Linked DNA regions of Mus musculus: all the other regions are linked to region 2. Evidence: chromatin loops called from intact Hi-C (ENCODE). Cell type or tissue: heart. All regions are shown on one strand. Region 1 overlaps Gm11419 (a long non-coding RNA gene). Region 2 holds the start of Rad51d (RAD51 paralog D). Region 3 has its middle 17 kb from the start of Gm24612.

Region 1 (2,500 bases), 890 kb after region 2:
TGAGTCCAGGGACCTTAACATCCTCAACTGACACTCCTACAGACCATCTTGGAGGTGGTCCTTGCACAGACCTTCCAGGGCCTAAGAGAAAGTAAGATGCTGTCACAGACTACCCGTGTAGCTTCCTTTACAGGGAGACCTGCTGGCAACCCAGGTGCCTACCTCTCCACCCCAACAGGGGCCATTCATCCTTCTCCTTCACACCAGCTTGCAACAATCTTTCCCAGAGATGGCTCCCATGGACTCTCAGATTCTTCCCTCCCTCGAGTGGCTTGGAGCCACCAGGAGCCACCTGCTTATAAAATTAGTGGGGCCTGAGAATCTCATAATATGCTCCAATTCACTGGGGCCCAACTCAAACCATCTCTCTAGGACCCCCTCCTTCCAGCCTGGCCACCTCCTTATTCTCACAGAAGCACCCCACTCATGCCAAGGCTGTACCCCAATCTCTCTCCGCGTTTCAAGCCATACTTTCTTCCAAGGCACAGAGAGAGCCCCTTCCCCAACTTCAGGAAGTCCTTGCTGACCCGGGCAGAAATTCTGTGCCAGTCATATGGTGCTTAGTCACCCAAGGCTGCCCTCTGTGGCTTTCTTTTCATTTGGCTTTACAAAGCCACTCGCCTCCACTTTGAGGGCATGTGCTTCTGCAATTAAAGTCTGGCATTTAGGAGATACTCAGCAAGGGCTGCCTGGTCACACAAGTGGAGAGTTACGGGTGTTAGAAGCCTTGGGAGTATCTGATGGATTTTTTTGGAGTTTTTGAAACCCCTGGGAGTCCCAAGGGGCAAGGAGAAAAAGGAGGACATTATTTGGTACCATGGGAGTAGGCATGGGGCTAGAAGTACTGTCTGACACTTCTTCTACAGTCCTAACCCCTACCATCTCACAAACCCCCAATAAGCTCCCTATATCTGTTCAGAGGTTGAATTCCAAGATTGGAAGCCAGACCCTGATTCCAGCAGTGGCTCCAGCTCTGCCAACAGTGGGCTCTTTGCAGGTTTGTTAGCTTCCCACCCAGCTTCCCTACCTTTAAAGCGCATTACAGTCTCTGCCTCGTCTAGTCAGGAAGAGTTAACAAGCAAAAAGCAGGTGAAGTAGAAACTGTTTCCACTCACACCCTGGCACACTACACTCAGGGCATTTGGGGCTTCAGGTCTGGGCAGCATTATAGCGGAAAGATTGGATTTAAACCGTGTCTCTATTACTTAGAGCTCAGCGATGGGAAGCGTGTCCTCCTCAGAGCCTGCTTGTTTAACTTGATGAGAAATCATGCCCATGATGTGGGGTTAAGAGGTAATGAGATACGGCTTATTAAACCTGGAGAGCGGTGCTTGTTGTGTACGGAGGACTTGGGTGAATTCCCATCCTCTTTCATTTAAGTCTCCCTTTTCTGCCAGGCAGGTGTCTGGGCTGACAACAGCCACAACTGGAGGAAAGAGGCAAGGGAAGGCTCTGTGGAGTCTGGGAGCAGAAGTTGGTGGGGCCTTGCTGCCCCCTGGTGGCCTGGATAGGCATGACAGCTCTGTGTGCTCTCCGGTGCCACCTTATGGTAGAAGAGATTAGTTACAGAAGAGCTTTCTAGAGATCTCAAGGAGGAAGAATTCACATTTGGCTGGTCTTGCTTCTTTTTTATTACACATAATACCTTGATTACTCTTCTTTTGCACATCTCTTTAAAATATCTGATTCTTTCCCTAAAAATAAATCATAAAAGTGGAGTTTCCTAGCTTCTCTCTCTCTCTCTCCCTCCTTCCCTCCCTCCCTCCCCCCACCCCCGTGCGCATGCGTACATGCATGTGTATATACTAACATCTCTCAGAAATAAAGTACCAGTTAATATCCCCATCATTTTATCTCATCTTCACCAACATTGAATGGTGTCTTAGTTTCGTTTTCTACTGCAGTGGTAAAGAATCCTGACCAAAAGACAATAGAGAAGAAGAGTTTATTGGCCAATGATTCCAAGTTACAGCTCACAATTGCAGAGAAATTAAGGCAGGAACTTAGGCATGACATCCACAGGCCAAAAAAAAAAAAAAAAAACCAAAAAAAAAAAAAAAAAAACAGAGAGCCAAGTATGCCCTTCATGTCTGCTTGCTAGGTTACTCACAGGCTGCTAGCTTTCTTCATCCTTACACAGTTCATGTCTCAGCCCATGAAATAATGCCACCCACAACAGGCTGAGTCTTCCTACATCACTTAGCAATCAAATAAGTCCCCCCCCACAGGGATGCCCAGTGGCCATTGTGATTTAGATAGTTCCTCAATTAAGATGTTTCTCAGGTGCTTCTAGTTTTGTCAAATTGAGTGTGTGCATTGTTGAATATAACCTTTCAGTGTTCCTGTCCCTTGCCATATAATATTCTGCTCTGAGAGTGTACTATGGTTTCCTTCCTCATGTTACTGTTGATCTGTGTCTACATTGCTTCCGAGTTTGGAGCTGTTATAAATAATGCTGCCACAAATATTTTTGTTCCATATAAGAACATGTTCATGCAAG
Region 2 (2,500 bases):
CCACCATAGCCAGTAACGCAGGCACAGTGAAAGCTTACTGTGGGTTGTAGCTCACAGAGTAGCTGGTTTCAGGGCCAGGATTCCAAACACCTTGAAAGATTGAGAGACAATGGTGAACATGAGGAGATATTTCTAAAAATGAGCCCTGCAGCTGGATATGGACTGGAGATTCAGTTCTGTGCTTCCTATCTGTATAAATCAAAGAATAACAATCTTACTGAGCCCAAATTCCTTCAACTACAAAATACAGGCAGAAATAGAACCTCACTCGTGGGTTTTGTAAAACTGCTTTATTTCTTCCACTAGATGTGGTTAAAAAAATCAAAATAGTATTTTATATACTCAAGCATTTCCCTACTTCCATTAAAACCTCTGGAAAATGTTGGGCTAGACAAATGGCTAAGTGGTTAAGAGCACTGACTGCTCTCCCAGAAGACCAGTACCCACATGGTGGCTCTTAACCATCTGTAACTCCAGTCCAAGGGATCTGACCCTCTCTCTGGCTGCCTTGGGTACCAGGCATGCCAGGATTGCATAGACATCCATGCAGGCAAAACATCTATATACGTAAGATAGAACTTGATAAATTTGGAAAATATAGGGACACAGGTACTCTCTGTGAACTTCGCTGGATCTCAGCTTGATCATACAATCTGTAATGATCTGAATTGATCCACTTTCATTGTCTTCCTAACAAGAATGCTACTAGAAGTCAGGGATGCTTCACTCTGTAAATATTGAGTTAGGTAGAGTGAGTGTCCCCTAGCTTTGCAAATAGAGGCTGGTATACACAAGAGACTCGTTGGAAGACTCGCTGGACACACAAAATGTGTGTGTGTGTGTGTGTGTGTGTGTGTGTGTGTGTGTGTGTGTGTGTGTGTGTGTGTGTGTGTGTGTGTGTGTGTGTGTGTCGGTGTGTGTGCTTGTGTCTCTGTGCATGTATGTAAGCTCTAGGTGTGCTTGCAGGTGGCTGGCGCGAGTCGCAAAGCCTCTGTGTTTGCCCTCATGGTCAGCAGATGGCGCTGCAGGCCTGGCCTACAAAAGACGCTCCAGTCCCGGAACCCGGAAGCGTCGGCCGGAGGGGGCGGGCCTAGGGCGCCTAGAGTCTTGCGAGTTGGGAAGGGTTAGTGTCCCTCACCTCGACTTGCATCCTCTTCCCGCCCCTTCGTCCCGCGCTGGCACGCCAGGACCTTTTCCCTAAGTAGAACTGAGGAATGCCCAGAGTGGGGGACTCGGCGAGCGCCCAAGTGACAGAGAGCCCCCAGGGCATCCTGGGTTTGTAGGGACTATGGGCATGCTCAGGGCAGGGCTGTGCCCGGGCCTCACCGAGGAGACCGTCCAGCTTCTCAGAGGCCGAAAGATAAAAACAGGTGACCTCATGGGCACTACCCCGGGGGTCGGCACCGTGGTCGTGGTACACATACGGGGCCTTTTGCTCTAACAGGATGGCCGCACTCTTCCTCTGACTTTCTGAGGAAGCTGGGTTCGCAGGAGCCGAGGCAGAGGATTTTACTGAGTGCTGGGCCCTTTGCGGGGTCGGTCCTGCATCAGGGCCTGCGTGCTCGAGATAGGTAGTAGAATAAGACCTTAATCCCGTTTGACAACAGAGCAAAAGGCAAATGTGGCAAGGCTAAGCCATTCCTGCTGCCAATCACCTGCACCTGCTCTCTTTCCAGTGGCAGACCTGGCAGCTGCTGACTTGGAGGAAGTAGCCCAGAAGTGTGGCTTGTCCTACAAGGTGAGCTCGCGATCTGCAAGCTCCATTCCAACCCCTCTTCCAGCTGCGCCCCCACGCTGCAGGATCAGAGTTCCTTGGGATAGATGGGGGGGGGGGGGGGCGCTGCTCTGAGGGGGCAATCTGGCGGGCCTGGAGCCTGAGTGTCCGCCCTATTGGCAGGCCCTCGTTGCCCTGAGGAGGGTGTTGCTGGCGCAGTTCTCGGCTTTCCCCTTAAATGGCGCAGATCTCTATGAGGAACTGAAGACTTCCACGGCCATCCTGTCCACCGGCATCGGAAGGTTTGTATGCGAACCTGGACAAGGTGAAAGCAGAGACTGAGGCTTCAGAGGACGGGGCTGGTGAGGGCAGTCCAGAGCGGTAGAGGAACTGCAGGCGTGTGGACTCCTGAGTGTTTTTCCCTAGAGTAAAACTGTAGGGTTTCTTAGCCTCAACACAATTGATGGGGGGGGGGGGGGGGGAGGCAAGTCGTTATTTCCTGAGATAGAGATATCCTGTGCGTTGAGAGTCGTTTAACAGCATCCCTGGTCCTTCTCTACCCACCAGATGCCAAGATGCCCCCAGTTTTAATAATCAAAAAATGACTCAGTATCTCCAACAAGCTAACTTTTCCCAGTGAAGAGCCACTGTCCTATAACATAAGATGTCGTTAATACCCCCATTGTTTAGTAGAGTCCACCATACGTCAAAATAAAGCAAGTAGCAAGTGAGACCCGGGGAAGGATTGGGGTCCCGGGAGTCTGCACTTTTGCGCTGACATAGGCC
Region 3 (2,500 bases), 280 kb after region 2:
TCAGCTTTAAAGGGTGGGCGCGAAAAGCGCGGACATCTCAATGAAATAACTGCCATCAGACCTGGGTCTCTTCTTCCTACAAGACAGAAATGACAAGCCAAACTGGAGGTGGCAAGTACCTCCAGGGACCTCATGGTGCCGGGCTTCAGGACCCATGCTAAACTTCCAGTGAAGGGAGGGGCTTCCCCACTGCTTGAGGAAGGGCTTAGCCTCCCTCTGGGACCCCTGGGCCCACATACCCAGCTGCTCGTTTGGCTTGACCAATCGGGGTTTACAATCCTAGGTCATGTGCTTTGCTGAGCACTCTGTGGTCATAGCCGTATGTTATGCTGAACGCTCAAGGTGGGGACAGAAAATGAAGGTCAGATCTGTTCTACCATGGCTGGTTTGGTCAAGTCTCCTGACCTTTTAGTGACCTGGTTTCCTTATGGGAATAAACAGTATATGCCCACTGGGGTTGGGAGGGGGCAATAAATAAACTGATGCTAGAAGACGAGATGGTTCAGCGGGTAAAGGCGCTTGCTGCCACTCCAGACAAATTGGACTTTGATCCCTAGGACCCGCATGGTGGAATCAGAGAACCAACTGCTTCAGGCTGTCATCTCGGCCATCTCATCTAAGCGATGGGGCAGCTGTGACCTGGTGTAATTGTTACTGTACTGTATGTAGCAAGCGTCCAAGCATCACCCTTTCCTCGGTTCTGGTTGGGTCTGTCAGCAGGAGATGGGAATTGGGAAAGGGCGCTGTGAGGTGCTCGCTCCTACTCCACCATGGAGAGCTTCAATATTCAAGGTGGTACAAGTGGCTGGAAACATCTGGAAGGTCCTCATTCGCTAGCTCATGCAGCTCCCGGGCTGGGACTCCTTTTTGAATGGCACATTCTGACTGGTGATAGGTGAGTCTGAAGAGAAAGTATCGAGAGAATGAGCAGGGGAACGGGGTGGGAACAGGAATTGGGAGGGGGGGGTGACTGGGGGGGGGTGCACGGGGAGCCGGTTTGTGATGGATGGGTGGGTAGGAGGAAGGAAGTGACTTCCTTCTATAACCTAGCTGCTGAGTGTCGCCTCTGCTGCCCTCTAGTGGTAGAGGCAGTGGCAAACCTGCCTAGGTTTAAGGTAGGAACAACTAACAGACCCAGCTTATGGGTTTGGATACTTGAAGTAAAAACGATACATGTTTAGAAAAATGCCTGGGCTATAGTATTAGTATAGTTAACAAATGCTAAATATTATGAAAAGCAACACCTAATAATTAAATGGTACATTTTATAACTAGTGAAGTATAAGTAAGTGAAATATTATTTTAGTTTGTGTTGGGGGAGAGGAGATGGTAAAGAAAGCCTCCAGGAAGATGATACATGAGTAGGGTTTTGGAGGATAGATAAAGAGTTTGCTATGGTATCTCTTCACACAATTTGGGTAGAGGAAGTAACTTGGACAAAGTCCTAGAGGGCTTGAAACAGTGATGCGTTCATGTATCCCTGGTGCTGCAGCAACATTTAGAGCCAAGAGCGCTGTCCAGAGCAAGCTGGGGGGAATCTTGTCAGCAGGACTGGTTGGGATTTTGTCATGACGGTAGCAAGAAGCTATGAAGGGTTCAAACAGGGTGAGTGACAGCATTGTAAAGGGGAGAAGGTGGTATCTGGGGACCAGAGGAGAAGCCATAGCACGGCCCCATGCAGTAACATGACCACCTACATGGTGCCTGTCCCCACTCCAGGCATCCAGGAGGAGGCAGGTCTGTCCATTGTTTTATTACATTTATTTAGGTATATATTTTATGTGCATGTGTGCAGGTTCATGCGTATGCACCACAGTGCCCATATGGAGGTCAGAGCACAAGTTGTAGGAGTTGATGCTTTCCTTCCATCCTGTGGGTCCCAGGCATTGAATTCCAGTAATAAGGCTTGGGTACAAGTACCTTTCTGTGCTGAGCCATCTTACCAGGTCCCAGATCTGTCAATTGTACTTCCTTTCACTGAGTCTGAGGACCCAGAGAACTGAAGTCCCCCAGCCTAGAGCTGGAGACATCATGAGCTGATGATGATGCTAGTCTTACATAATCACAAAAGGGGACAAAAATGGCCTTCTTCCTGACACAGGCTCTAGACAGTCCTGTATGTTCTTGCTGCATGGCAGACACTAGGTGGTCACATCTCAGCAACTAGTGGATGCTGTGTCTATGATGCATGAGGTGGCAGTGTGAGGGAATTGGGGCAGGACACAGACATCCTGCAGCGTACAACCTTGGGGTGGAAACATGGGTGCTGGAGCCTGGCTCTCTGGCTTCAGGAAGAACACTTCTTCCCTGTCCTCTAACTTCCTTGTCCTTGCATGGGAATTCAGTGACATATGTATCCTGAGTGTATGGGACATGAAGCTCAAACCCTCTAAAAACACTTCTGTTGTACCTGCTGAGAACCCAGGACCCTCATCTTCTTGTCACCCAGTAGCCCAGAGAAATGGTGCTGCATCTAGACCATCTGCCTCTTTTGACTACA

What was found. A loop is a pair of places that touch in the nucleus more often than their neighbours do. Peaks named below come from ENCODE experiments on the same cell type or tissue, not always from the same donor. Only the 100,000 strongest peaks of a DNase experiment are listed, where the experiment ranks them.
Region 1: a loop joins it to region 2, with 3 times the contacts of the local background. A loop is called at or near these places in 10 of 42 quality-filtered maps.
Region 3: a loop joins it to region 2, with 9 times the contacts of the local background. A loop is called at or near these places in 30 of 42 quality-filtered maps.

Annotation. Positions count from the first base shown.
Region 1 is chr11:81,995,357-81,997,856 of GRCm38, reverse strand. It overlaps Gm11419 (a long non-coding RNA gene), which reads right to left. Exons shown (of 6, transcript XR_003949730.1): 6 at 2,077-2,500. Among named protein-coding and RNA genes, the nearest start is that of Gm31522, 9.5 kb to the right of the region's middle. In heart, a CTCF peak has its summit at 1,511 (motif pointing left); a DNase peak (open chromatin) is centred at 1,446; H3K27me3 peaks cover 620 bases.
Region 2 is chr11:82,889,208-82,891,707 of GRCm38, reverse strand. It overlaps Rad51d (RAD51 paralog D), which reads left to right and starts at 1,084. Exons shown (of 10, transcript NM_011235.4): 1 at 1,084-1,370; 2 at 1,677-1,738; 3 at 1,898-2,016. The coding sequence starts at 1,289. In heart, a CTCF peak has its summit at 1,034 (motif pointing right); a DNase peak (open chromatin) is centred at 1,097; H3K4me3 peaks cover 1,715 bases; H3K27ac peaks cover 1,349 bases.
Region 3 is chr11:82,612,274-82,614,773 of GRCm38, reverse strand. No RefSeq gene overlaps it. Among named protein-coding and RNA genes, the nearest start is that of Gm24612, 17 kb to the right of the region's middle. In heart, a CTCF peak has its summit at 1,086 (motif pointing left); no DNase peak of the experiment used is centred here.